Linked DNA regions of Homo sapiens: all the other regions are linked to region 3. The links are chromatin loops, found by intact Hi-C in ENCODE. Cell type or tissue: A673. All regions are shown on one strand. Region 1 has its middle 92 kb from the start of RFX6. Region 2 has its middle 18 kb from the start of GPRC6A. Region 3 overlaps NT5DC1 (5'-nucleotidase domain containing 1).

What was found. Peaks named below come from ENCODE experiments on the same cell type or tissue, not always from the same donor. Only the 100,000 strongest peaks of a DNase experiment are listed, where the experiment ranks them.
Region 1: it touches region 3 in a loop (6-fold over the local background); 3 of 110 quality-filtered maps call a loop at or near these places.
Region 2: a loop joins it to region 3, with 2.7 times the contacts of the local background. A loop is called at or near these places in 8 of 110 quality-filtered maps.

The regions. Positions count from the first base shown.
Region 1 is chr6:116,964,951-116,972,950 of GRCh38, reverse strand. No RefSeq gene overlaps it. Among named protein-coding and RNA genes, the nearest start is that of RFX6, 92 kb to the right of the region's middle. In A673, CTCF peaks have their summits at 797 (motif pointing left), 3,357 and 3,559 (motif pointing right); DNase peaks (open chromatin) are centred at 790 and 3,560; H3K27me3 peaks cover 2,426 bases.
Region 2 is chr6:116,842,593-116,850,592 of GRCh38, reverse strand. No RefSeq gene overlaps it. Among named protein-coding and RNA genes, the nearest start is that of GPRC6A, 18 kb to the right of the region's middle. In A673, a CTCF peak has its summit at 3,136 (motif pointing right); a DNase peak (open chromatin) is centred at 3,172.
Region 3 is chr6:116,212,404-116,220,403 of GRCh38, reverse strand. All of the region lies in intron 6 of NT5DC1 (5'-nucleotidase domain containing 1), which reads right to left. It also overlaps a transcript of COL10A1 not described here. Among named protein-coding and RNA genes, the nearest start is that of TSPYL4, 38 kb to the left of the region's middle. In A673, CTCF peaks have their summits at 2,103 (motif pointing left) and 3,216 (motif pointing left); a DNase peak (open chromatin) is centred at 3,193; H3K27ac peaks cover 565 bases.

The DNA.
Region 1 (8,000 bases), 750 kb before region 3:
GTATAAAATCAGGCTGGGTTATTGACTCAAGAATTCTCCCATCTGCCGAATCTAATCAGTACAGCAAACATCTTCAAATTATTCTCAGACACTGACACAGGCTTATGAAATACATTCCTTTCTATTATTTCCTGATCTTGTCCAACTTTGTACACTTTGAACCTCTAGGATTGGAAATCAATCATGCTGACAACTCATGTTATTTTTTAAAAAATTAATACTATTTGCCAAATCTTGAAATATTTCTCCCAATTTTCATCAAAAATGAAATGTTATTTATTATGGTAATGTTTTTGGAGTTGTTCGTCTGTAGTTTCAAATAATGTTGGCTTAAAATAATGTAGTTAAATATTTTGTATTTCAAAATAGCTATAAGAGATGAATTCAAATATTCTAACCACACAAAAATGATAAATATATGAGTATGCTGAAAACCCTGATTTGACCATTACACAATATATACATGTATCAAAACATCATACTGTACTCCATAAATATGTGCAATGATATGTATCAGTTAAAATAAATACTGAAATAAATTTTAATGTAGTTTGAAATGACCTGAATTTGTTGAAATTGCTGTTATAATCAGAACTACTTTAAAAGTTTAAATTTTTATTACTTTAAAATTAATAGAATTATAAAGTACAATTAAAGCTTAGATAATTCTGGAACCCAAGTACAGTTTTATAAAAGTAGGATATTTAATTTAAAATGCAAAAAAATGTCTATCAAACTAGTGCAATGAGACATGGATGACAGGTCAGATTTTTGAATTTTTGGGGCAGTGCTGCCCTCTAATGACAGTATTGAAGAACTTGCTTTATTTGGTCATTACTTAACAGAAAGTTTAGCCTCACATTTTCATTTCTGGTTACACATTAGAATCACCTGGGGACCTTTTAGAACAGTCTCCATTCCCATCCCCCAGAAACTCTGATGTATTCATCTACGTCCTGGGCATTAGTAGTTCTTATGCTTTCCTGGAAATTCAAATATGCATCATTTTAAGAAATGCTAGTTTAGGCAGAGAAACAAAGTATTAACAATACCAAAAAAATTGTATCCCAGTCCCCAGAGTATCTAGCACACCAGTGATCACCGGTCTCTTTCTGTTCTGCAATACCATTTTCAGGGACCTGGCTTCTGACCCCCCAAACTCCCTGATTAGCCATTGGCCAAGTTATTACATAGGCACAACTAGGTATAAACATACCGACATAAAGAAACACAGTATTATACATTCACAACTGCAGAAAAAAAAACAAAAAACTTTTCCTTCCAATTCCCCTGCATCTCAACTTCTTGCCAACTTCCAAACAAAAAAAAATAGCTTCATTCATTATTATAATTCAGAAGGCTTTAAAACTGATGACAATGCTGTTGGGAAGAAAGGGGAACAAAAATGGGAGGATGGCATTAAAAACAGGAGTGGGAGGTCTTTTTTATCTTGTGTATGTTTCCTGTCCTCCCCATTGCAATATAATTTTAATAATAAAGGAATTTTTGTCTGTTTCAGGACAATGCCTGGCACATAGTTAGCACTCACAGGCATTGTTTAATGGATGAACAAATAAATGAATGAATGCATGAATGAGTAGGTTTATGTTTGAGACTGGGTGAGAGAGAGAAAAAATAGAAATAAATATTTAAGGCTTTGGGAGAAGGAACAGGTAACTTCCCACTGAAGGAAAAAAGATACCTATCCAAATGAAAGGTTGAAAATACATATCACTGTAAAAAAGGGAAAAAAATGGAATAAGAATAATGGAAAAGCAAATTTATAATTAATTGGTAGAAACCTGTGAATTGTGTCAAAACCCAACTATTCCAAAACTGACCTTAAAGGTCATTTAAAGACACATGATTAGAAACAAAATTAATTAGTCACTTTTGGAGGGTTTTAGGGAACCACCTCATTATTTTGATAATTAGTAAATAGAAGGTAAAAATTAGTAACTTGTCTTTCCTACACAAACTATATCACTGGGTAACCAAACATAAGTATTTTTCTGTAGAATAGTCCAGTTATTAAGTACATAAGAAATTATTGAATTAGCATATCATTACTATCATTATCTTCCAACCCACAATGAATGAATTAATTGTTTAGGCATTGAGCATCAACAGCTGCTAACAGGACAAAGGAGTAATCATCAGACTCTTGATACCTCTTGATAGACGAACACACCACTACCTATAAAGTAATCTTGCTTAAAAAATTCAACCTATTTGGCAAGCCTCTAGGCTCAAATACCAATATACAGAGGACAAAAAAAAACTTATTAAAATATACAGAGGTGCAATCAGTAAAATCCAGAAGAAGGAAATTCTATGGGACAAACAATCTGGCTTCCTCAAAAATAATTGCAAAGAAAAGAGAGTTGGAGAAGAAATGTGTAGATTAAAATGTCTTAAAATACATATCAATGAGGCACAATTTGTGAACCTTACTTTGAAATTAATTCAAACAAATTATGAAAAATCAATGATTCATAGGGCATTAGAATTTGAACACTTACTGGATATTCTATATTAAGAAATGTTAATTTTAAGTCTAGTAATAATATTATAGTTATGTTCATTCTATATAGTGAACTATATATAATAGATATTATATATTAATTAATATAATATATTAATATAAAATATATATTATATATTAATATAAATATATAAATATATAATAACAGTATATATAAATATATATTAATCTGTATATAATTAATGAATAATAGTCTAGTATGTTTTAGAATACATACTAGAACATTTATTAATGAAATAATATGTGTGATATATACTTGAAAATAATGCTACAGGAGAAAGTTAGACACTGAGGATTGGACCTGTGTCAATAACTGTTGAAGCTGGGTGGATGAGTGTGTGGAGGGTGGTACTATCTTTTTCACTTTTGTATAGGTTTGAAATTATCCACAATAAAATTTTTAAAATGATCCCATGATAAAAGCTTCCTGATTAAGATGGAAAGAGGAATTAAGGAGGGATGTTTATGACAAACTATTTTAGAAATAAAGAATAAAAATGCTTTTAATAGATTTTACCTGCCCGTGGTGAGCTGTTCAATCATTCTTACTGTTTTTCTCTGAAAGTTTTTAAAATAATGCAATACTTGCCATTGAAGCCAGCATGCCGAGAGCATTTCCATTTGCAATGAGAAAGAAGGAAGCACTCACTGTCCTTGCTGTGAGATTTACAGAAAGAGAAAGGGGAGGAGAAGTTGCGCAAGTCTTGCTGCTGTAGTACATGCAGAATACTTATTCATTATTTCTAGGAATACTTACATATCAATGCTATCAAGGTGTCTACAGCTGGGACCTTTTGCTTTTATTTTTCTTTCCTATGGAAAATAAGTTATGCTGGATTTTCTTTTTTATCTAGCAATATAAACAGTCAGAAATATAAGAGTTGGCCTTGTTCTCCCCATTCCATCAAAATGGCATTGCGTACTTCAGTGCAAGTGCTTAATTCATAGAGAGCAGGTTAAATGAATGATTTGCAGTTTATGAATCTGGGAATCTACTCTTGTAGATCCAGCAGGGGGAGTAGTGAGCGTAGATTTGGCTTCTCAAAAGAGGATGAGGCTATTTGAACCAGACAGATTGTAGATATACTGTTCTCTTATTAACCTGTTTCTTACTTCACCTCTATTTTATAGACTCTGACTCCTGATTGATAAGTGAGTATCTATAGCAGACCTGTTTCGTTCTTACCCCACTGTAATACAAAGATTATTCTGATAATATGCAGCCAGGGGGCATGAATCCAAGATTCTCCTTTTTGTGGTCTAAATTTCTCTTCGGAGCTAGAAAATTCCTTTGAATTTTCTCCCCTTATTTAATTCTCCCATAGCTTTTCCCACTTCTCCATTTCTGTTTCCTCAAAGCCTGACCAACAGTGAGGTAGAAACCATTCTACTTTCGATTAAGGACAGAGATTCAGACGGGAAAATAGTCTCTGCTGTTTCCAACCCATGTCCCTTTACATACCCCCATGATAAATTTGGGACTACAAATCTCTCCCAGAGAGGCCCCAGACAAGTAAACCAGTTGCACCTTCCCATACATTCAGGCATCAAAGCACAAGGGATGCCTTTTGCTCAGAACTGAGGGGCAATTAGCTGCATTGGACAGGGAGAAGCACTAGGCACCTTTTCTACTTGCTGCCTTTGAAAATGAACCAAGCCACAACAAGAAAGGCTTAAAGGGACCCTAGTAACAGCTGATCCACTTTGGCCTAGCTAGTAACACTCTAAGAACACAGCAGCCCAGCTGTTTTCAAATCCTCATTCTATAAAAAGCAAGGGAGTCAAGCTTAGCTGCCTCAGTGACAGTGAGTGAGGGTCAGCTCTTCTGTAACATCAGCTGCCTCCTCAACTGATCCTTCTTCCTGCAGGACACAAGGAGAAGAAAACTCAAAACGATGTACCTCCATTAACATAATTGTTATTGTTTAGCACAAAGTAAACTTGTCCTCACAGTCTCTCTTGTAGAAAGAATTCTTGCATCAGAAGATCTGTACCCTACATTAGTGCTTCTTACACTTTGGTTTACATAGGACTCACTTGGAGATCTTGTTGAACTGTGGTTATGGAGGACGGCCAGAGATTCCAAAAGGGCTCAACCTGGCTTTTCAAAGTGTGGTCCATGGATTAGCCCCATCAGCATCACCTAGGAGCTTGCTAGAAATATCAAAGTGAAATAGTGCTACCATTTTTCCCCTTTATGTTCAAAGATCCCTGATGCTGAGGCAATCATAATCATAATAGTAAAATAATAATAAAAATAATAGAAAAATAGTAATAGTAAAATAATAATGATAATAATAAAATACCGTTGATGAGTGCTTACTGCATTAGTCATATGCAATACATATGACTATGTAAATAGTCAGCAACTATTTATATAATAACTCTAATGCAATTATCATAGTCCTCAATTTGTGCATAAAAAAACTAAAGCTCAAAGAAGATAATTTATCCAAAATCACATAGATGGGAAATGTTCCATCCAAATCTATTCAGCTGCAAAGCCTGGACTCTCTCTTTGCCACTCCATGCTACCATAACTGAGATCTTTCATCCTACCACTAACCCACCACAACATTCCCTGACTGCTTCCCCAGACTCACCCATTGCTTGCTCTTCCCACTGATTTTTTTTTCATTGCTCTTGCTTAGTTTGCAACATCTGCATATGATTTTCTGCAATACAGGTGGTTAAGAGTGGTCATTCATTCTTAGGGCAGTTTCTCTGTACTTGGTTCAGTTGGGAGAGATCATTGTACCTTTTGAGTTTACCAACTGTCCAATCTTTATTTTAGAGGAAACAGGTTTCTTTCTGTAGTGTTTTACTAAGGCATTTAATTTCATTTTATTCACGTTCTATTTCCCTCTATTTGTATTATCCTTTATAAATGTAAATTTTAATCTTGCAATATTGGATTAAAGATAGTTTTCCTGTAATCCATTTGCTGAGGATGTGTTTGATTTTCTTGTGATTCATTTTCTAAACAAATGAATTGCTTGGCTGAAGACGTCACAGATTTGTATGAGTGGGCTGTGACACTTTTCCCTCGTCTTCTCAAAATGCCTGTATACACTTATCCAATAAATATGTTTTCAGCACATGCTACATGCTAGGCATTGTGCTTGGCTTAGATATATAGTTTTAGTGAAATATGCATAGTCTTACCTTCATAAAGTTTTCTTCAGTTATGGTATCATGTTAAACTAGCTTCAATTCTTATGGCCCTTTGGGTATGACAGCATTATAATCTCAAGTGAAAATCCCAAAAAAAGCAGTAGATTTAAGGTTTTGCATGGAGCATGCTATAGTAGAAAGAGTAGATTCGAGGTTTACAGACCTGCCCTATCTCTCCGTTGTTTCTTCCCTCCCTCCCTCCCTTCCTTCCCTCCCTCCCTTCCTTCCCTCCTTCCTTCCTTCCTTCCTTCCTTCCTTGTATTCATTTCATTTCTTTGCCCTTCCCTGTACCCACTCTCTTACTCACCAAATATGTGCTCAACACTGGGCTACATCAGGAATCCGGCATAAGAGGTTCCTGTCTTGACAGAGCTCTGAGTCCAGTGGGGGAAGGCAAATACTGGTCATTTTAGTGACTCTGAGTTGATGAAGGAGAAGTGTAAAGTGCCCTAGGCACAGGTCATAAGCAGGCCTGTCTCAGTCTGAGTCTAAGATATAGAAAAGGTAGGTTCTGATTAAGCTACCAACAAGTTGTATGATAAGCCATTCAAGTTCTCCAGGCTTTGTTGTTGTCGTTTTAAATCTGTTAATATAGATGTATGTGGGATGGAGTTGGATTTAACAGGTTTTTTTTTTATTCTTAAAGTTCTACTTTACACAAGAACTTCAACAGAAAATCAGGTATTGATTTTTCATTGTAAAGAAAAATTATTATAATGCGTCTTAATTTCTATATAGAATGCAATTAATGTGTAATGCAATAAAGAGAAATATGCATGCTTGTAGTATAGAAATTTTCAGAATAGAGACCCTGTGAAACTACATAATCTCTCTTTCCTTCAAATTCAGAGATGTTTTGATACTATAGTTCTCTAAGTAACCCCACTTTTCCCCCGCCTTCCCCTCAATTATATCACTGGAATATAACCACCTGTCTTGTGAAGGGTAGCAAGCAAATAATTAAAACAATAGAGATGCGTTTCTGAAACTTAAATTAGGAATAAAAAATATTGTCAAGAACTCCCCCCCAGTATGAACTTGATCTTAAAATAATGTTACTTATATACATAGGGCCACAAAACTAGATACAAACCTTATTAAACAAAATGAAATTTCAATTTTTGTATAAACTGAACTAAAAAACCAACCCATTCATATTAACATTTAATTTAACGTGACAGATGGTTTTGTTTTGCTAAAACCAAGTGTCTATTAGAAACATGCAGTGATGGTGACTGTTGGGGTGTGGGTTCTTGAGCGGGGCGTGTCCTCACACCGAATGTAATCAACATTTAAGAAAATTGAATCAGACGGCCGGGCGTGGTGGCTCACGCCTGTAAATCCCAGCACTTTGGGAGGCCGAGGTGGGAGAATCACGAGGTCAGGAAATGAAGACCATCCTGGCTAACACGGTGAAACCCCGTCTCTACTAAAAATACAAAAAATTAGCCGGGCGTGGTGACAGGCGCCTGTAGTCCCAGCTACTCGGGAGGCTGAGGCAGGAGAATGGCGTGAACCCAGGAGGCAGAGCTTGCAGTGAGCCGACATCGCGCCACTACACTCCAGCCTGGGAGACAGAGCGAGACCCCGTCTCAAAAAAAAAAAAGAAAAGAAAATTGAATCAGACAATCTTGACTAGGAAGTGGACAGGTTTTAGAATAATTTTCTATTATCTTTCAAAGATATTTATAAAAAATAGATGTCATTATAGTACATATGTATATGTATGCTTACATATATGTATAATATATTTTATGTATGTGCATATGTAAATATTTTATGTACAAATGTATTTATATATACATATATATGTAATAAAAAACTTGCTGAAACTTGAAACCATGTCTGAAATTACAAGTTTGAAAAAAGCAGCAATATAAAACACTGAAAGATATTAGCCAGTGGGTGATTCATAAAAGCCAGTCTTAAGAGCAAGATCAAAACTGACAAAGCTTTATCTGTCCTTAGAGAGGGTAGAAAAATGAAGACCATGAAGATATAAATGTGGTAATACTAATTCATATGTGTGAATGGCTGCTCCACACTACTTAAACTAGTCCTTCAATGTATTTTTTGTTGAATGAATTACCAATTTAATAAGCTGAACCATGATGGGAGGGAAAGCATATTTTTTAGAAAAGAAGGATGTATTTAGTGAACACTGATCTCTATCTCGGAGAATTTTGAATATTAAAACTAAATTAAGATCTTCAGACATCAACAAGTAAGATAATTTGGGGTTGGGGATCCTTTCGTGGTCCTGGTAGGAAGTAGGAAATCA
Region 2 (8,000 bases), 630 kb before region 3:
TTTCCTCCTAAGGCCTCCAGGCCTGTGAGGGGAGGGGGTACCATGAAGATCTCTGAAGTGTTCTGAAGACATTTTCCCCCTTGTCTTGGTGATTAACTTTTGGCTCTTCTTTACTTATGCAAATTTCTGCAGCCAGCAGCTTTAATTTCTTTCCAGAAAATGGGTTTTCATATTCTACTACATGGTCAGGCTGCAAATTTTCCAAACTTTTATGCTTTCCTTTAAAACATAAGTTCCAATTTCAGTCCATCATTTTGTGAACCCATATAACTGTATGCTGTTAAAAATAGCCAGGTCACGCTTGAATGCTTTGCTGTTTAGTGTTTTCTTCCATCAGTATATTAGTCAGGGTTCTCCAGACGGAGAGAACTAATAGGATATATGTATATACGAACTAGAGTTTATTAAGGAGAATTGACTCACATGATCACATGGTGAAGTCCCACAATAGGCTGTCTGCAAGCTGAGGAGCAAGGAAGCCAGTAGTGGCTCAGTCCGAGTCCCAAAGCCTCAAAAGGAGGGAAGCCAACAGTGCAGCCTTCAGCCACAGACTGAGAGCCCCTGGCAAACCACTGGTGTCAGCCCAAGACTCCAAAGGCCAAAGAACCTGGAATCTGATGTTCAAAGGCAGGAGACATCCAGCATAAGAGAAAGATGAAAACTGGAAGACTCAGTAAGCCAGCTTATTCCACCTTCTTCCACCTGCTTTTTCTAGCCAAGCAGGCAGCCAGTTGGATAGTGCCCACCCACACTGAGAGTGGAGTCTTCCTCTCCCAGTCCACTGACTCAAATGTTAATTTCCTCTGGCAACACCCTCACAGACACACTCAGAAATAATACTTTGCATCCTTCAAACCCATCAAGTTGACACTTAATATTAACCATCACAGCCGGATACCCTAAATCATCCCTCTCAAGTTCAAAGTTCCACAGATCTAGTATAGGGGCAAAATGCCACCAGTCTCTTTGCTAAAGCATAGCAAGAGTGACCTTTATTCCAGTTCCCAATAAGTTCCTCATCTCCATCTGAGGCCACCTAAGCCTGGACTTCATTGTCCATATCACTATCAGCATTTTGGTCAAAGCCATTCAACAAGTCTCTAGAAATTTCTGAATTTTCCCATACTTTCCTGTCTTCTTTTGAGCCTTCCAAACTATTCCAACCTGTACCATTACCCAGCTCCAAAGCTGTTCCACATTTTCAGTTGCCTTTGTAGCAGTGCCCCACTCCCAGTACCAATTTTATGTATTAGTTCATTATCACACTGCTATAAAGAACTACCTGAGTCTAGGTAATTCATGAAGAAAAGAGGTTTAATTGACTCACAGTTCTGCAGGTTTAACAGGACGCATGACTGGGAGAAATTTCTAAGCCTCAGGAAACTTACAATCATGGCAAAGGGGAAGCAAGGCACATCTTGCCATGGCATAGAAGGAGAGAGAGAGCAAGGAGGGAACTACCACACACTTTTAAACCATCAGATCTTGTAAGAACTCTCGTTCTTGTAAGATCCAATCACCTCCTACCAGGTCTCTCCCATGACACGTGGGGATTACAATTTGACACAAGATTTGGGTGGGGACACAGAACCAAACCATATCACTTTCCAACTCATTTTATGACATCAGCATAACCCACCTGTCAAAAACTGACAAAGACATTACAAGAAAAGCAAATTACAGAATATCACTTATAAGCATAGATGCAAAATATCTCAACAAAATAGATTCAACAATATATTAAAAAGATAATACATTATGCAAAGGGGGTTATTCCAGGAAAGCAAGAATACCATAATTTTCTAAAATTAATCAATATAATGTATTACATTAATACAATAAAGAAAAATCAGCACCTCAATAAACATAGAAAAGGCATTTGACATAATTCACCAACCACTCATGTAAAAGCACTCAGCAGACTAGAAAAAGAAGGAAACTTAATTGGGCTCTGTGTCAGGCTGTTCTTGCACTGCTATAAAGACATACCAGAGACAGGGTAATTTATAAAGAAATTAGGTTTAATTGGCTCAAGGTTCTGCAGGCTTCACAGGAAGCATGGTGCTGGCATCTGCTCAGCTTCTAAAGAGGACTCAGGAAGCTTATAATCATGGTGGAAGACAAAGGGGGAGCAGGAATGTCACATGGCAAAAGCAGAAGCAAGAAGAGAGAGTGGAGCAGGGGGAGGTGCCACACTCTTTTAAATGACCAGGTCTTGCAAGAACTCACTATCACAAAGACAGCACCAAGACATGAGAGATCCATCCCAATGATCCAAACATCTCCCACCAGACCCCACATCCAGCATTGGGGATTACAATTAAGCATGAGATTTGGGTGGGGACAAATATTTAAACTATATCAGGCTCAAAAAGGAGAACTGTTACAAAATTAATGAATGAAAATAAGCTGAAACAATGCTTTGTCTATTGTCTCACTCCAAAAATTGGACTGGTGAAATTTATTCTTGCCTTTCAATTTGGGTTTACAAGCAGTCACAAAGATGATGATGTTGATGACAATGACAATAATGACAATGATGGTGACTGTATTTTGTTTAGAAAATTCTTTTGTTCTCAGGATTCAATGACTTGATTAGAATGTCTGGTCCAAATGAATACAGCAAAGAAGAAATTTCACATTTATAGAATTCAGGTGAGCTAAGGTTGAACATATTTTTCTCTAAAACTGAAGTAAACTTACTTCTCGAGGCCCCATATCTGCTCAGGAGTGATAATGCAACCTTATTAGTTCAAGGTAAATGCAGTTATTCAAATATTCAACAAATATTGCTGAGCACTTAGTATGTGTCAGGCACTTGGGATTCATTGAACAAAACAGAAAAAAATCTGGCCTTTGGGGAGCTGATATTTTAGCCAAGACAATTAGATAATATTATGAATGAATAAATTATACAACAGGTTAAAAGGACATGAATATGGAATAAAGTCAAAATTATACAGGATAAGTGGGATCAAGAGTGCTTGGGGGTGGGAATACCAGGAGGCCAGGATAATAGTGTTAATGAAGGTCATCAGTGTAGGCCTCGTTGAGAAGGTGATGTTTGAGCAAATACTGAAGGGAGGTGAAGGGGTTCACCAAGTGGCTATGTAGAAGCACAGAGTGCTAGAAAATGGAATATATTATTTCAAGTTACCAGTAGGTGGGGATGTTGAATAATATTTTTCTAGATTTTCACAAGCCTTGTTCCTAACAACAAGGAAAAAAATGTGGGCATGTGAGCAAACATCTGTCCTATTATATAATCTCTTTTTTAATAGAAAATTTTTTCAAATATAATAAATAACTTTTTAAATGTTTCAAAATAACTGTAAAAATGATTGGATTCAGCCTAGAATGTGAAATCTAGAACTTTTGGAGGGAGGTCCTCTCACCACACAGGGTCAACACTTCAGCGTTTTGCTTCTGAGCTGCTTAGGGGGCTTTAAATCTCATCTAAACTTTGGACTCAATGCTTTCAAAGTGAACTACAGATTACAAATGATGGATAAGTGCCTCACCCGCACACTTCAAGTATGAGGGAGAGGCTGATTCTACTTATTCTCCTACTATTAATAAAGTTATTAAGCAGCTACTGACGGATATCTGGTGCTAAAACAGGTGTTTTCCATACTAGGCCTCATTTAATCTTCATAGCAGCTCTAGGAGGTCAGCATTATCAACTATATTTTACAGATAAGGGAACTGACAAATTAAGTTACTTGACTGCGTTCATTTGACTAGTAAGTGATAAAGACAGAATTTGAGCCTAGCCTTGGCTAACTCATGTTTTGATGCTCATCTGCCTAATATCAAAATTCATTTTCTAAGTTTTAAAGGAAGAACTAACTTAAAAACGTGCATTGCTGGTTTAGCACTTTCTACTAAAGCTAAACATACCTCAATTTAAGGTATCCAATTGATGGCCAGCGTACATTTTGTCCTAGGAGTCAATTCTAACTCAGGAGCCTAGGGATCAAGTGAAACTAGCAAATATCTCCCTCAGTGCCAAAACTATAGCATTTGCTCACCCCTCTTGAAATGCAGCTTCAGTCTCATTGTGAAGTTTTGCTAGCATTTATGGAAGTTGCCAGTTTAGCAACAAAAGAACTATGTTTTCCTAACTTATCTGTGAAGTTATGTTCTTGGACAAGTCATTCTCACCTAAAGGTACACTGTTTTTCCCTGATGCTTTAGGGAATAACAATGGAAAGGAATCTGAAAAAACAAGATACAGAGTGCTAGAAAATATTTTTAATACATGTGTCTAATGAAGAACTTGCATCCAAAATTATAAAAGTCTCCTTTAAGTTGATGAGAAAAAGAGACAAACTCTGTTTTTAAGGTAAAAACACTTAGAAAAGGCACTTCATGAAAAATATTTCCAAATGGCTAATCAGCATTTAGAAAGTTGTTCAATACTTTGTTCACCAGTAAAATGCACATTAAGCTTATGAGACATCCACTAAAATGGCTAAAATGAAAAAGATGATGATACCAAGTATAAAAAGGAAAAGAAACAATTGGGACTCTCATACATTACTACAGAGACTGAAAATTTATACAACTATGTTGAAAACCAATTAGCACTTTCTACTGAAGCTAAACATACATTTACCTTTTGACCCATCAATTAAATTTTATCCCTTGAAAATATGTTGTAAAAATACACGTATATTTACCAAAATATATTACAAGAATATTCATAGGATGATTTTTTTAGTATCCCAATCTAGGAACAATCCAAATATCAGCCAATAGTAGAATGGATAAATTAATGTGATATATTTTTACAATGGAATTCTATACAGCACTGAAAAAAATTAATTACAGTTTATATGACAAAATGGATAAACCTCATAAGCATATTGCTAAGCAAAAGAAACCAAATGCTGTATGAGTCTATTTATATGTAATTTAAATCCAGATAAAACTCTATGTGATAAAAGTCAGAAGAGTAGCTATCCTTACTGGAAGGTAATGACTGGCAGTAGGCTTAGGGAGTCTTCTAGAGTGATGGCAATATTCTGTATCTTGATGTCAGTGTAGGTATACATATGCTTAATTTGTAAAAATTAATCAAGATGTTGTGCTGTTACCTGTACATATATCACACCACAATAAAAATAGTTAAATACATCCCCAGTTCAGCATAACATAGTAAAAATGGAAAATAAGATGAATGGAAAATATGAAGTGTAACCTGAGAGAAACACTGTTTAGCTACAAAGAAACCAGAAAGACTAATGATAAACTTATCTTCAATATGCAATTGATAGCTTTCACACCAACGAGTAAAAGTGAAAAAATAAAGAAAACTTTATCATTTCAGTATGAGGCAGTAAAGGAGGGTGGCAAGCAAAGGAAAAGAAGAGATGGAAGTAACTTCAAATGTAGTAGGAATCACACTACAGGTAAATGGATTAATTTACCTATTAAAATCAGAGAATTTTGAAATCAGGTAGATTTTTTTTAAAAAACTCTTAACTGTATGTGCTTACAAGACAATCCTAAAACAAAATGGAACACAAAAGTCAAAAAATTATGGAGTAATATATACCAGGTAAGTGCTAGCCAGAAGAAAGCTGGCAGTATAATTTTAGTATCAGACAAAATAGGATTTAAGACAAAACATGATACTAGGGATAAAATGAAAAACCCACGAAGAGAATGTAACTATCATAAACATGTATATGTACACCTAGTAATGTAGCTTGAAATATATACAGCAAAACTGGCCAAATTTCAAAATGACATTAACAAATCCCCATTAGTGGATAGCTTTATTTTAACATAGTTTTTATACATATGATATACCTGCATAAATGTAAAGAAACTGTAAGTGCACAGTTCAATTAATTTTCATTTATCAAATTCTGTACCTGGCACCCAGACTGAGAAACAGATCATCAGCATTCCAGAATCCCCTTGTTCCGTTTCCAGTTACTTGAACTCAAGGGTAAACATTATCTCAAATTCTAACACTATAGGATGATTTTGATTGCTTTTTAACTCTATATAAGTGGAATAATATACTAAGCATTCTTTTGTGTTTAGCTTCTTTTTTTCAGCATTATGTTTGGGAGCTGTATCCAATTGTTGCATCTAGATATAGTTAGTATGGGTGAATATACCAAAATTTGTGTTTACATTCTACTGTTGATGGACATTGCAGTTGTTTCTAGTTTTGCATCTCACAAATTGAGCTACTATAAAGATTATTATAAGTGCCTTTTGGTGAAGTTACATGTATATTTCTGTTGGGAGGCTTTCCTAGGAGTGAAATTTCTGGGTAATAGGTGTATGCATGTGTTTAACGTTAGTACATACTGGCAAACAGCTTTGTAATGTTGTAGTAATTTATATTTCCCCCAGGAGTGAATGATAAATCTGGCTGCTTTGAATCCTTACCAACAGTTTTTCTTTCTTTCTTTCTTTTCTTTTTCTTCCTTATTTTATTTTATTATTTTTTATTTTTTTGAGACAGAGTCTCCCTCTGTTGCCCCGGCTGGAGCGCAGTGGCACGATCTTGGTTCACTGCAACCTCCACCTCCTGGGTTCAAGCAATTCTCCCACCTCAGCCTCCTGAGTAACTGGGATTACAGGAGCCCGCCACCACATCTGGCTAATTTTTGTGTTTTTAGTAGAGACAGGGTTTCACCATGTTGGCCAGGCTTGTCTTGAACTCCTGACCTCAGGTGATCCACCCGCCTCAACCTCCCAAAGTGCTGGGATTACAGGTGTGAGCCACCATGCCTGGCCCCAGTACGTTTTCATTTTAACCATTCTGAATCAAGCACTGGTATTTGTTGTTTTAACTTTTATTTCAGTAAATGAAGTTGCACCTCTTTTCATACGTCTATTGGTTCTTTGAATATCCTTTTATGTGAAGTTTCTTTAAAGTCTTTTGTCTATTTTCCTACTGGGTTGAATGCTTTTTCCTTATGGATTTATAAGAGTTTTTTTAATGTTTATTCTAGATAGGAATACTTTGTAGGATATATCTAACCATGGGAGATTGATAGCTCAAGCAAAAGAGCAAAAACAGTAAGAATAAATAATATTTAGGAGCGTCATGATATGTATTTTTAAGACTGACAAATAGAGAATTTGCATCCTTTTTAAGCATACATAGGCTGTTTATAAAAATTGACCATGTCACAAAGAAAGTCTTAATAACAGCTTAAAAAAATCAGTATTATACAGTACTGATTTATACTTGTTATCAGTATATAATGAGATCAGATCATATTTTCTAGCTATTAAAATATAAATCAACAATAAAACACCAGTTTTTTTAAAATGCTCCCTTAGTGCCCTGTAATAAATGACTGGACTTGAAGCTACTTTGGAAATTAGGACTATAAAAGGTTTACCCATCATGATTATGGCTCTGTGAGAGGAAGCATGTGGGAAGACCAAAAGTAACTAGTGGAAAATCAGTGGCAGCACATCCATTTTCCAGGTTTAGGAAATGCTGCAGGCTATGTCTCTCTAGGCTAAATAAAGGCTGAGATGTGAGAGCGCTAGAGAAAATAAATAAATAAATAATCTGACCACTGTTCTTAATTCAACCCAGTGTTTCACATTTTATTCATACATAAAAATTCTTTTATCAAAGGACAACTATTAACATCTTAAGGAACAGTTTGGAAAAACTAACCTAGAGATTTTAATTCTTTGTCTCTTCCTCTTGTAGCTCACATAAAACGCTTTATTTGATTTTCCTGGTACCCAAACTAGGAAGTCATCAGAAGACTTTTGCTAGCATTCTGTCATTCTTTGACTCTGTAACTCATTAATGTTTTGTTTTTCTTATATCTCCTGGAGGATTTTTAAAGTGGAGTTAGGGGTTTTTTTTGCTTACTTTATGATCACGAGAAAATGCTTTCATCATCTTTTGTTTACTAAAGCAAAGTATAATGGTTATAAACTAACTATGAAAGTTAAATGTAAAAATACACTAAAAGATAGTAACAAAGTTCAAAAGTTGGAAAATG
Region 3 (8,000 bases):
AGAGTGGCCACGGGGTCTGGCTGAGCTCCAGGGCAGATGGTGGCAGTGTTTCCAGATGTCCTGACCAGACTTACCCATAGTGCTTGACCCAATGCCTTTAAAGTTGTGGGTACTTAGCAGGCAATTGCAGATTTAGTTGAAATGTTACTAGATTCATAACACATACTGTTCTCAGAGCATGATAGAACTAGTAAGCAGATAAAAAGGATTCAAGATTTTACTTTCTCTAATTGTTAGGAAAAGGACACATGCATAGACAAAAAAAAAAAAAAAAAAAAAAAGGTTAAACAGCTTGTACTGAATGATAGAGTCTGCAATAGCTAGATATGGGATACATCCGTGACTCTCTCCAGTGTGAAACACTTGAAATACTTGGCAGTTATATTTCAAGAATATCAGGACATCAGGAAGAAGAGTTGTTTTTTTTTTTTTTTTTTTTTTTGAGACAGAGTCTCACTCTGTCACCAAGCTGGAGTGCAGTGGCATGATCTCTGGCTAACTGCAACCTCCGCCTCCCGGGTTCAAGTGATTCTCCTGCCTTAGCCTCCCTAGTAGCTGGGACTACAGGCGTGTGCCACCACGCCCAGCTAACTTCTGTATTTTTAGTAGAGACGGGGTTTCACCATGTTTGCCAGAATGGTCTAATGGTCTTGATCTCTTGACCTCACAATCCGCCCACTCTGCCTCCCAAAGTGCTGGGATTACAGGCATGAGCCACCATGCCTGGCCAGGAAGAAGAGTCTTTAAGTGAAACAAAAACGAACAAATAAAAACAAAAAACGGTAGCAAATATTGTGGTCTGCCTCCCCACATCCATCTCCCTCTTTGCTGGGGAGTGCTCTGATATTGTTTCGGGTTTCATCTTCCTCTGAGGGGGTCTGTGATGCTAGGAAGGGCAAGGGTCTCTATCAGTCTACACCTATCACAGTTATTCCCTCCTCCTGTCATTGAATTGTTTAGGAAGTGCTGGGGACCCAGGCATGGCAAATGAGACCTGAGGAGAACTTTGCTGCAGGATCCTGAAGTAATGTATACCACTGATAAAAATAAACCTATAAAGGGGGGAATATCCCCTCTTCTACTACTGGACTTTCCCATGATTATAAATTCTATGTAGAACTGCAGCGGTTATCATCAACACAAAGCACGAGTCTGATATACCAGAGATGGCGGAGTGGACATATGAAAGGAAACAAACCTGGGTCCCTGATGACATCACTGGGTTTCTGCTTTTGTTTCTGTTTTTGAGACAGGGTCTCGCTCTGTTGGCCAGACTGGAGTGCAGTGTGGCACGATCATGACTTACTGCAGCCTTAAACTCCTGGGCTCAAGTGATCCTCCCACCTCGGGCCTCTGAAAGTGCTGTGATTACAGGCATGAGCCACTGTGCCTGGCCACCACTGGATTTCTGATTAAGTCACTGACTAACTCTAACCACCACTGGAAGTACCATTCAACTTCTGGACAACCTCTGGTTGTGTAAAATAACTCAATTTAGTAATAGCTTAAACATTAAGGTTATTTATTATTTGCAACTTAAAGCATCATGATTCAGAAAATATATTGCATGAATATCATAACCAGACCAAAACTAACAAAAGAAATAATATTTTGCAATATGAGAATAATATTTAGAAGACCAAAAACAAAAACAAAGTTTTTGCTCTTTTTATATTTTGCCCTACAGGAACTTCTGTGTGTGAATCTCTAGGATCTATTTTTAACATGCCAGAGGCTATATAATAGCCCTTTAAAAAAATTAAAATATATTCTCTGTTTCCCAGGGAAGAGGAAGTACTAGTAAGAAAAGGTCAGTTTAAGAAACAGATGATAATAATAAATCTAAATGGCTAAGAATAGAGAAGTTTGATGAGTGGATGACTGCTAATTTCAGAGGCTGTGTCTCTCTCGTAACTTACTATACCTAAGGGAGTCAGATGTGAGATTATTTCACTTAGAAAAACAAAGCTTTTGTAGCAAGAAGAATTTTATGGGCTACGTAAGAAAAAAATTTATAGTGTGTAATGCTGAAAACATAGACTTGCTTTCAGAAAACTTGAGAAAAAATTATTTTTTCTTAGCTATATGTGCTTAGTGCCATCTAGTGATCAAAATATAAATTACCATTAAAAAGCTACTGTTAACATTTCCAAAGGAATAAAAATACAAGGCATACGCATTTAAATACAATATTTTAAATTTCTTACCTAGGTTAATTGCATTAGTATCTCAATTAATAATGTCTGATTCAAAAGAGTACCAATATAATAATTTAATCAGATAAAATTATTCTCTGAAGTCATAACAGAGATGTCCTTGTTTTGTTCATAAGCCAGACTGAAATGAACAAACTAAAAAAGACAAGCCCTGTACAAACACATACCCAATGGTAGATTATGAGTTGCTCTTACTACAAAAGATCACTGTCATGGAGAAAATATTTTTGCCCCCTTGTAACCTCCAATTATTAAAGGAATAGGAGACATAATTATACAAATAGAAACATCTTTTTATTGAAATAAGTCAAGGTATTAAATCAAATGAAGAGTTATGTTAAACATACTACAATGGATTATAATTGTCTATTAAATTATATCCCCCAAAGAAACTATAAACTTCTAAAGGCAAGAAATATATCTTTCTGCTTGGCATGGAGCAAGTATTCAACATATGAATACCTAAATTAGTGCAGGAGCAGACACAGGAACATTTATGTTTCCTTACATTCAAGGCAAGAGTATGATTAGTACCATATAGCCAAACTGAAGTGATAAAAATAATATTATTCATGTATGATTAAGGCAGCCTATGAAAAAAGTCATGTTTAATTATGATACTAATTAACACTGATTGAACAAAATGGAATTTAGACCTAAGATGGAAAGGAGTGGTATTGTTTGTTCTTAACTCACAAAGAAGCCTGTGTTTTCACTTAACCTCCAAAGGAATTCTATTTCACTGCCACTTTATGTAACTTATTTTCCTGGTTTTTCCACCACTCTTATATCCTTTGATGCTGATATTTTCTAGGTCCAGATGAGATTTAAAGGAAATTCTTTTAATAAGCTGATTCTAAGGAATAAAAGTTTAGCTCTCCTATGTTAAAAAAACTGGTTAATGTAGAGTGACAGAAATAATACCAAAGTGTTGCAACAGTCTGATATGCACATCAAATGGCCTGAATACACCAAACAGGATATAGGGACCTCTCGTGGTAAAAAAGTATAGTACAACCTGAATATTAAAAACAGTTTTTTTCAGTTTAACAGACAATTGTGCCACATCACTATTTCTATCATCACTGAATAAGCTTTTTCTTGTTAACTGTATCACTACTGTTTGCATGATTTTTGGCCAGAATTTTCAAAGCTGCTGTCCGAGGGGACTAGAGATGCCAGGATGCTAACACTTCCATGGTCAGCCTCCAAATAAGGTCTGTTGTTTCCATTGCAGAATATAATTTAGAAGAGATTTAAATATTTACAACCTTTACAAGTTATATAAGAGCACGCTAGTGAACAGCTAAAATGCCTAGCGATGAACTGTTTAAATGTACTTGCTGTAGAGATGATATAATTAATTTTCTTAAAAGAAGAAACTTCTTTGCTAAGAGACACTGAAATATTTGTTGGAGGATAAAAGAGATAAATTTATTTTGTTTATTTATAGGTGGCAAAAAATAAAATTAAAATGTATTAAAACAGATTTGCTGTTTATATAACAAAATATATGGTTTATATCTAATATTTTATAATTAAATAAATAAATCTAGAATATCTAGATTGTGTAAAGTGAAAATCTATATGCTAAACATAATACTTGGAAAGTCTCTCAAATAAAAGCTGGGAAATGAAGTACAGAATATGAGAGAAAAACATAATATACAAAATTTACATTTTAACAGTATCTGATTTCCAGATCTGTAATTTAATTTGCATATCCCGGCCCTACTCCAAAAATTCTGATTTAATTGTTTTGGGGTAGGGCCACAACATTGGTATTTTTTTTTTTAAAGCTTCCCAGGTAGTCCTAATGTGCTACCAGGATTAAGACTTGTTGACCTAAAATATAAAATATAAAATATAAAAACCAGAATTCTTACTATTATTTTCTGTGTATTTTGCCTGCTTCATTGGAAATCACAGGCTCTCAGAGGGCAGGGACTTTTGAATTTTATAGTATCTTTATTACCTAACATATAGCCTTGTACATGTTAGGTAATCAACAAATAATAACTGTTGCCAATTATCTTAAATGTCATTGTGGTTGATGATCTTTAAAGTGTTTACTCTTACACTATACCAATTAAGCATGGTACTCTAGATTTAGTTAAGTATTGTGAATACAGAATGATGGATTTCATTCCTCCTTTGAAAGGAGGATTCCTGGAAAAAGTGTATATTATGGAATTCTTTGAAAGAAAAATTATTCGAACAGTTTAAATGAGTATAGACAAGCCAAACAGACTCCTTTATCTCTCCAAAGCCATCAAACTGCCTGACTCTGTGCTGAATACAGTCTATAAATATGATTTTGGGTCGGCAGTATTTTAAAATTTTTGGATGTTAATGTCCTTGGACAGTATTACATATGTATTGTAATAGTTTACCCACAATCCCACCACGCCATATTGTCTGCACTTGGCCTAGTCAACTCCCCTGTTGCCATCAGTTTACAACCTATTTTTTCTCCTATGATATCAGAATGAATCATTCTAAAAGAACCTAGTTTCCTCTTTCCGACATGGTTACTGGACAGACAACGTAAATGTGGAGAGAGGTTTTTGAAGGTCTGCCTGGTTTTATTCAAAATATAACAAATCCTTTAATGAGGACGCTGACAGCTGGGAGGGTCAGCAGATGGATCTGATGACAGAATCACATACAATAATATCTGGACAGGCTGTAAAGTCGACAAGGTGACTCAGTGAGGTACAATTTCATAGGGAGAGATGAAATCTTACCAGGTTGAAAGCTCAGCCATACAGGCATAACATTGGAGGAGCTGTTGTTTGTCAGCAACTTCAAAATATAGAGCTTACAGTCAGCTTAGGCTCCACAGTATAGACAAAGTAAAATAAAAAGTTTGGAGACCATGTTTTGCAATTTATTTAGTTACTACTATGTACTTTTGATATCATGTTTCTGGAAAAATATTTCTGCTCCAGAAAGCTGGGTAAGAAGCATGTGTCCTCCTTTATAACCCTAGGCATCTTATCTTCATGTGCTCCGTATTATCCAATTAGGTGATTAGATTGTAGAGCTACATTAATATCAGTACAATGTTCAGAACCAGGAAAGCAATAATTTCCACTCTTTTAATCATTTTCAGACTAAACCTTGATAACTGGGTTCTATTCTGGATGACACTTTTCACAAGAAAGTGTGTCCAGAGAATGATGATGTTAACAATTCCTATGCCCCCCACCCTAGAGACCTCTGGTGGAGCCCCAGAGATACACACTGGCCAATCAGACATTTACAAACCTGTGAAACAGGCAGCTTCAAAGGACCGTTTAATCTTAGAGTTGCTTGAGTCTATGCCTCCATGGTGATGTCCAGCCAGATAACTCTTTTTTTTTTTATTATACTTTAAGTTTTAGGGTACATGTGCACAACACAGATAACTCTTTAGCCACAATGAACACCCATTTCCACAGTGTTTCTCCTCCTCTAAAATGTCTTTGCATTTTGAATATGATATTTCAAAAACAGACTTTTGGTAGAGTAGTGGGTCTCAAAATGAAGGTAAATTAGAATTATCCAGAATGCTTTCAAAAATACTCCTAGAGTTTCTGATTCAGTAGGTTTGGGGTGGGGCCTGAAGATGTGCATTTCTAACAATTTCTCAGGTCAACTGACAGTCCAAGAACCACACTTTGAGAATTACTTCAGTAGAATACCCCTATAAAACCAGACAGCTTTTTGAAAGCCTTTTTTCTCCTAGCAGAACATGGTCCTCACTATTTCGGCTAGAAGTGCAAAACCAGATTATGCATATTTAACGTTATCTGATAAAAATGCTCAAATCTGTGTCTGTGTTTAAAAACATTTTAAGTAAAAATCTTTTTAAGTAAAATAGAATTTATTTTTATTTCCTTTATAAGAAGGATATATATGAGAATAAAGACCTGATGAACTGTTTTATGTTTTTTCAGTGTACTATTTGACATTCACTTTCATTTCTGAGCCTTGAGAGCAATACTCTTGCATGTAAAGTAGAAAAAGCACACACTTTGGAGTCAAATGGCCTAAGTTTGAATCCTAAGTTTGTAAGTGGTTTGCCACTTACAGTATCAGGATTTTTGAGAAATTTACTTAAAAATTTTAATTCTTAATTTCTTCACCTATAAAATCTCATTAAATTATGGAGAAGAAAGCCAGGCACAGTGATGTGTGCCTATAGTCCCAGCTACTTGGGAAGGTGAGGCGGGAGGATCACTTGAGCCTAGCCTAGGCAACACAGAGATATCCCATCTCTTAAAAAACAAAAAAAAGTAGTGTGGGTAAAGTATCCATCTCATAGTGCTTGGCACAAAATCCCCAATAAGAATTCCCTTCCACCCCTTCTACTTACCTAGACACAACTCTTTCTGATCCTTTTGCAGGGAGCCTATCACTAGAGGTGAAATAGGCAGGATCCTGTGCCTGTTACAGCACTTCTCAAAGTAGCATTAGTTTTTAGTAGCTCATTATAATTGAAGGGGCATTTTCATGTTCTCCTACATGTGATCTACACATAGAACAGATGTTAAATTTATTGAATATAAAACATTATAGAAGATGTGAAGTGGATTGAGTTTCCAAGATGGACACAACAATATCTCCCACCTCATATGTCTAGAGTTGGAGTTAATTGTTCCATTCTTTTATATCTGGAGAGGTTATTTTACTGCTTTGACCAATAGAATGCAGTGCGAATGACCCTGTGTTAGTTCCAGGTGTAGCCCTTAAATGGCCTGGCAGCTTCGACTCCTTACCTGTTGGAAGTCATGTGCCATGTAAGATGTGCAACCAATCTGAGGCTACCTGAGATGCTGTGAGGAATAGGTTAGATGAAGAATTTGTGTTGTAGGTGCTCCAACTGCCAGCCCCAGCTGAGTGTTGAGCTAAAAGCTTCAACTGCAAGACATAGTGAGCCCCTTGGACATCCAGCCCAGTCATGCCTTCAGAAGACTACTGTCCCCACTGACATCTGACTGCAACCACAGGAGAGACCCCCACGTTTAGAAGCACCCAACTAAGCCCAGAATCCATAAGTGACATGATACTGAGTTTTGTGTGTTGGTATCCTATGGAGCAATAGATAATCTAAACAAGATGCTTTGGAATAAAGTCCCAATTTTAATTATTATCTCTATGCAATTCAAGATAAAATATTCACAAATCCTTTTAGAAACAGATGAAATAAAAGTAAACAGGCTCTAAATTGTTTTTCTTCACCTCCAAAAAATAACTCAAAGGTTTCTACTGCATATAAATTTACAAAATGTAAATACATGAAAAGCTTTTGTCAGCATAAATGTTTTAAACAGTTTAAAGAAATCCAAAATTAACAAGTATTTAAAGCAAATTCTACATACTTATCACTTCTCATCTAGTTCAAATATGAAATGCTTAGAAACTGAAAATAATAATCAATTGCTGAAATACAGAGTGATTATAGCAGTAAAAAATGAATATCCTGGGATGTTTGTTCCCCTGCCTCCCTGCCACCCATTAAATCTCAACTCAAAAACTTTGGATTTTTCTTAAAAAACTAGATTGGTATTCAAAGGAATATGCATTTTAAAGATCAAATTTTATCACAAGAGTGCACTGTTTCCTTAATTAATTTAGTTCAGATATCCTCAGTTTCTTCAGAAATATCTTTTCTTACTAATAAAGCCAAAAGTATGCAGAGTTGTATTTCACTTAGAAGCAATCCATTTCAGAACACACATAAAGATTATAATCACAAAGGATTACTTGTTCAATGTCCAGACAGTGTATTATATAAAT